Regions from separate parts of the Homo sapiens genome. Here region 1 is linked to region 2. A link is an interaction called in ENCODE POLR2A ChIA-PET data of the cell type or tissue named here. Cell type or tissue: endothelial cell of umbilical vein. All regions are shown on one strand. Links, peaks and the distances in the headings refer to the core of each region. The heading gives the core; the rest is flanking DNA. Region 1 has its middle 44 kb from the start of LINC01429. Region 2 has its middle 92 kb from the start of LINC01429.

What was found. ChIA-PET counts read pairs that join two places held together with the same protein. Peaks named below come from ENCODE experiments on the same cell type or tissue, not always from the same donor. Only the 100,000 strongest peaks of a DNase experiment are listed, where the experiment ranks them.
Region 1: POLR2A ChIA-PET joins it to region 2 with 11 read pairs; 4 of 35 experiments call an interaction of 5 or more read pairs at or near these places.

What each region holds. Positions count from the first base shown.
Region 1 is chr20:51,905,161-51,908,075 of GRCh38, forward strand. No RefSeq gene overlaps it. Among named protein-coding and RNA genes, the nearest start is that of LINC01429, 44 kb to the left of the region's middle. RefSeq lists a silencer at 2,132-2,308. In endothelial cell of umbilical vein, for the core only: no CTCF peak of the experiment used is centred there; a DNase peak (open chromatin) is centred at 1,701.
Region 2 is chr20:51,953,594-51,956,508 of GRCh38, forward strand. No RefSeq gene overlaps it. Among named protein-coding and RNA genes, the nearest start is that of LINC01429, 92 kb to the left of the region's middle. In endothelial cell of umbilical vein, for the core only: no CTCF peak of the experiment used is centred there; no DNase peak of the experiment used is centred there.

The DNA of each region.
Region 1 (2,915 bases), core at 199-2,698, 48 kb before region 2:
GTGGTGAAACCCCATCTCTACTAAAAATACAAAAATTAGCAGGGTATGGTCGTGGGCACCTGTAGTCCCAGCTCCTCAGGAGGCTGAGGCAGGAGAATCGCTTGAACCTGGGAGGCGGAGGTTGCAGTGAGCTGAGATCGTACCACGGCATTCCAGCCTGGGTGACAGAGTGAGACTCTGACTCAAAAAAAAAAAAAAAAAGAGATGAGGTCTTGCTATGTTGACCAGGCTGGTCTCGAATTCCTAGCCTCAAGTGATTCTGCTGCCTCAGCCTCCTGAGTAGATGGGACTACAGTTGTGAGCCACAGTGCCTGGCTCCCACCCTCATTTATGTTATTTTTGGATTGAGTTTTCCTTTTGGTGTACAGTTTTTGTTTATTTGTTTGTTTTTTCTGAGACAGGGTCTCACTCTGCCACCCAGGCTGGAGTGCAATGGTGTGATCTCAGCTCATTGTAACCTCGGCTTACTGCAACCTCCGCCTCCTGGGTTCAAGTGATTCTCCTGCCTCAGCCTCCCAAGTAGCTGGGATTACAGGCATGCACCACCATGCCCAACTAATTTTGGTATTTTTTGGTAGAGACGGGGTTTCACCATTTTGGCCAAGCTGGTCTCAAACTCCTGGCCTCAAGTGATCCGCCCACCTCAGCCTCCCAGAGCCTGGGATTACAGGCGTGAGCTGACGTGTTTTAACTCATCTATCAATTTGTGTTACTATCAGGAGGCAGACCAGTTCCGGCACTCTGAAGAGCTGCCATGGGACACCCTTTTTATAACCACACCATCCTTCTACACCTAAGTGAAGATCTGGTGCTGGGATTACAAGGGCAGGATGAGTGAACTCAGGTGTGATGATTGAAGACTTATGGGCCAAGAGACCCAGCAGGTCAAGATAGAGACATTTTTCCAACCTCAATCTAGAACTCAATGAGGATAGCAAATACATTTCATCTGATTGTGCCCACTCCACCCAACTGCCTGGCAGGCTGGATTGTGAAGGACTCTAATGCATATCAGGGCTCAGCTGAAGAGTGTAATGGTTGATTAGTGATGCCTCTTGTGGACACAGGCCAATGGGAGGGGGTGCCTGTGCTGGAGAGTGTTGTTAGTGTCGGGGCTGATTGTCTACCAAGAGGGCGGGGAACGCCCTAGGGGAATGGGAGAGAAAGCCGAAATCAGACACCCATACATATTTTTTTTTTTTTGAGATGGAGTTTCGCTCTTGTTGCCCAGGGTGGAGTGCAGTGGTGCAATCTCGGCTCACTGCAACCTCTGCCTCCTGGGTTCAAGCGATTCTCCTGCCTCAGCCTCCCGAGTAGCTGGGATTAACAGGCACCCGCCACCACTAATTTTTGTATTTTTAGTAGAGATGGGGTTTCGCCATGTTGGCCAGGCTGGTCTTGAACTCCTGACCTCAGGTGATCTGCCCACCTCAGCCTCCCAAAGTGCTGGGATTACAGGTGTGAGCCACCACCCCTGGCCCAATATATATTGGATATTAGATCTGAGATACTCCATCTTTGGAATGTTTATACCATCTGTCTTCAGTTGTGCTCAGTAACAAGAATCATGACTTCCTTATAAATGCATAAAATCTCAGGGAGACAGAGAATTATGTCTGTGTGAGGATTTACAGTAGTGCTTAAAAATCCCAGATTGATTACAAGCTATCCCAGATGGCTTCAAACACAACAATACTGAAAGGAAGCAAGTTTATCATCAAAGAGAAAACTAGGAAGCAACTGTGGGAAATCACAGTTTGTCTAGATAAGAGAAGTCTACAAAGAGGCAGCAGGAGGCATTTGAACTGTTTTGTATTCTTATTGTAGTGGTGGTTACACAACTCTGAAAGTATGTTAAAACTCATAGAACGTACATACATATATAAAGTCAATAATTTAAAAATCTAAAATCTATTTAGCCATGAAATATGATGCTATAGAACTTGGTTTGCTGCTGGGCATAGTGGCTCATGCCTATAATCCCGGCACTTTGGGAGGCCGAGGTGAGTGGATCATGAGGTCAGGAGTTCAAGACCAGCCTGGCCAACATAGTGAAACCCTGTCTCTACTAAAAATACAAAAATTAGCCAGGTGTGGTGGCGCATGCCTGTAGTTCCAGCTACTCGAGAGGCTGAGGCAGGAGAATCTCTTGAACCTGGGAGGCGGAGGTTGTGGTGAGCCGAGATCATGCCACTGTACTCCAGCCTGGGCAACAGAGCCAAAAAAAAAAAAAAAAACATTAAAAAGTTGGTTTGCCAAAATGTGGTACACACAGAGCTGGTTGTACACAAGATGATATAAGACGAAACGTAGATGAACATTTGAATTGTGTAGTTATGTATTTGCATTAATTCATATTAGAAGAATGTCTAGTTTATCAAGCCTATAACTTCAAAAAGACAATTATATAAGGTTAGGCTAAGTAGAAATTTGAGTTGCTTTAAAGGAAAATATAAAGTAAATAATTATACAGGTTTTATGCATGTAGACAAGATTTTTGATCGGGGTATGGGAATAAAGTTATTTGTCTGAAAATCCTACCTTGACTGAGTGTGGTGGCTCATGCTTGTAATCCCAGAATTTGTGGGGGGCGGCCAAGACAGGAGGATTGCTTGACCCCAGGAATTTGAGGCCAGCCCTGGCAACACAGTGAGACCCTGTCTCTACAAAAAAAATAGAAAAATTATCCAGGCGTGGTGGCGTGTGCCTGTGGTCCCTGATACTCCAGAGGTTGTGGTAGGAGGATGGCTTCAACCCAGGAATTTGAGGCTGCAGTGAGCTACAACTGTGCTACTGCACTCCAGCTTGGGTGACAGAGTGAGACCCAATCTCAAAAAAAAAAAAAAAAAAAAAAAAAAGTCCTACTGTTATAGAGTTTATAATCTAGCAAGTGCAGAAAAACAGGGATATTAAAA
Region 2 (2,915 bases), core at 111-2,610:
CGAGTAGCTGTGACTACAGGTGTGTGCCCTCATGCCTGGCTAATTTTTGTATTTTTAGTAGAGATGGGGTTTCACCATGTTGGCCAGGCTGGTCTCGAACCCTGGGCTCAAGTGTTCTGTCTGCCTCAGCCCCCCAAAGTGCTGGGATTACAGGCATGAGCCAAAGTGCCTGGCTAGAAAATTGTAAAAGTAACTTAATATCTGCCTCATATACTTTTGTTTTATTTAAAAATGCAAATCCTCAACCACAAATCGAAACAAGAACAACCCTCTGATGACTTCCCTCCCTCTCTCTTTGTACAAAGAAGACTTTCTGCTGTCTGACTCTGACCACCTTGGTCTATTTTATGGAGCTCCAACCCTGCCTTGTTTCCTTCTCAGGCCATCTGTCCTGGTTGGCCTCACTGTTGGAAATGCTCTTCTCAAGATGTTCACGTGGCTGGTTCTTTGTCATTCAGTCTCAGTTCAAATACTCCCTCCTCCAGGAAGCCTTCCCTAACTTCCTAGGTGAAAGTGGTTCCCTTCCCCTGAGTCACGATTATGGTTTCTTCAGTGTACTTATTAATGGCCAACACTGTCTCCTTTATTGTTTGCTTATGAATTTAAAGTCTGTTAGCAGCACCTGCAGCTTTTAAAAGCCTCCTTGTCTCTCTCTCTTTTTTTTTTTTTTTTTTTTTTTGAGGCGGAGTTTCGCTCTTGTTGGCCAGGCTGGAACGCAGTGATGCGATCTCGGCTCAGTGCAACCTCCACCTCTTGGGTTCAAGTGATTCTCCTGCCTCAGCCTCCTTAGTAGCTGAGACTACAGGCATGTGCCACCATGCTGGCTAATTTTTGTATTTTTAGTAGAGACAGGGTTTCGTCATATTGGCCAAGCTGGTCTCGAACCCCTGACCTCAGGTGATCCACCCATCTTGGCCTCCCAGATGCTGGGATTACAGGCGTGAGCCACTGCGCCTGGCCTAATTGTCATTTTCGTTTTTTTGTTGAGACAGAGTTTCTGTCACCCAGGCTGGAATGCAGTGGCACGATCTCAGCTCACTGCAGCCTCTGCCTCTTGGGTTCAATTGATTCTCCTGCCTCAGCCTCCCAAGTAGCTGGGACTACAGGTGTGTGCCACCACACCCAGCTAATTTTTTCATTTTTAGTAGAGACGGGGTTTCACCATGTTGGTCAGGCTTGTCTCGAACTCCTGACCTCAGGTGATCCGTCCAACTTGGCCTCCCAAAGTGCTGAGATTACAGGCATGAGCTACCGTGCCCAGCTCTCAATTGTCACTTTTAGTGCATATTTTCTGGTTGTATAAAAGCTCTCCCATGCAAGAGGGCTGATGTTATAACAGTCGATTATTATACTGTCCTGCATTTTCATCAGGTAAAGAAAGCTTTTCATGTTTCACTGAGAATAGTCAACCCCTTCACAATGTAGAACCCGAAGATTGGATCTTCTGAGAACATCAGAGAAAGACTGTCCTTGCCATCCACACTGCAAGAAAACTTCAGGATCTTGAACCTTGCGTTCATAATCTCGCAAATGAAAAGGGTCCCTCCACACTCTTGGAACTGTACACCCATTGGAACCTTTAAGGTAAAGCTAACCAAGGAAGTCTCCCCAGAAGAAGATGGCATCCTTGATGTGAACAGCTTTTCCTAAGATCGTGGATCAAGACTTCTACCATCATGAGACTTTCATGAATATTTTTTCCTTGTTAATGTCTCTATGGTTTTTTTTTTTTGTTTTTTTTTTGTTTTTAGGCGGAGTCTCGCTCTGTTGCCCAGGCTAGAGTGCAATGGCGCAATCTTGGCTCACTGCAATCTCCACCTCCCTGGTTCAAGTGATTCTCCTGCCTCAGCCTCCCTAGTAGCTGAGACTACAGGCACATGCCACCATGCCCAGCTAATTTTTTTGTATTTTTAGTAGAGACGGGGTTTCACTATGTTGGCCAGGCTGGTCTCGAACTCCTGACCTCAGGATATCCATCTGCCTCAGCCTCCCAAAGTGCTGGGATTACAGGCATGAGCCATCTCACCAGGCCTAGTTTTAGACTTTTGAACCATGTGGATATACACCCATGAAAAGTTAAATAATAAGGATGTAAGATAATTGTATACTACCTTATAAATATTCTTTTAAAAAATAAACTGGTTAAATTTTTATAAGAAGCCTATCTTTCCAATCTTTGAGACAGCTGACAATAATGATTTTTTTAATGGGAAAATATGTACATGCCACTGTAAATCAGTTAACTAGGGGGTTGGGGATGAAGAGAGGATGGTTAATGGATGCAAGCACATAATCAGATAGAAGGAGTAAGTTCTAGTGTTCTATAGCACAGTAGGGTGACTGTAGTTAACAAGAATGTATTGTGTATTTCAAAACAGCCACAAGAAAAGATTTGAAATATTTCCAACACACACACATACAAATAAGTTAACTAGTATGAAAATATTGAAATACCTAACGCCTCTTTTTTTTTTTTTTTGAGATGGACTGTTGCTCTGTCACCCAGGGTGGAGTGTAGTGGCGCGATCTCAGCTCACTGCAACCTCCACCTCCTGGGTTCAAGCAATTCTCCTGCCTCAGCCTCCCGAGTAGCTGGGATTACAGGCGCACGGCACCATGCCCGGCTAATTTTTGTGTTTTCAGTATAAACGGGTTTTCCACCACATTGGCCAGGCTGGTCTTGAACTCCTGACCTCGTGACCCGCCCACCTCGGCCTCCCAAAGTGCTGGGATTACAGGTGTGAGCCACCATGTCTGACCATGCCTCTTCTTTTCCTTAGTCCTTCCATACCTCGGAGATAACTCTTATTAATAGGAGCCCCTCATCTTCCATCCACTCCTCACCACTTTAACCATCTTCATGGTTAGATTACATAACACATGTAGATTTACAATTAACCTTATTTTTTAATTTT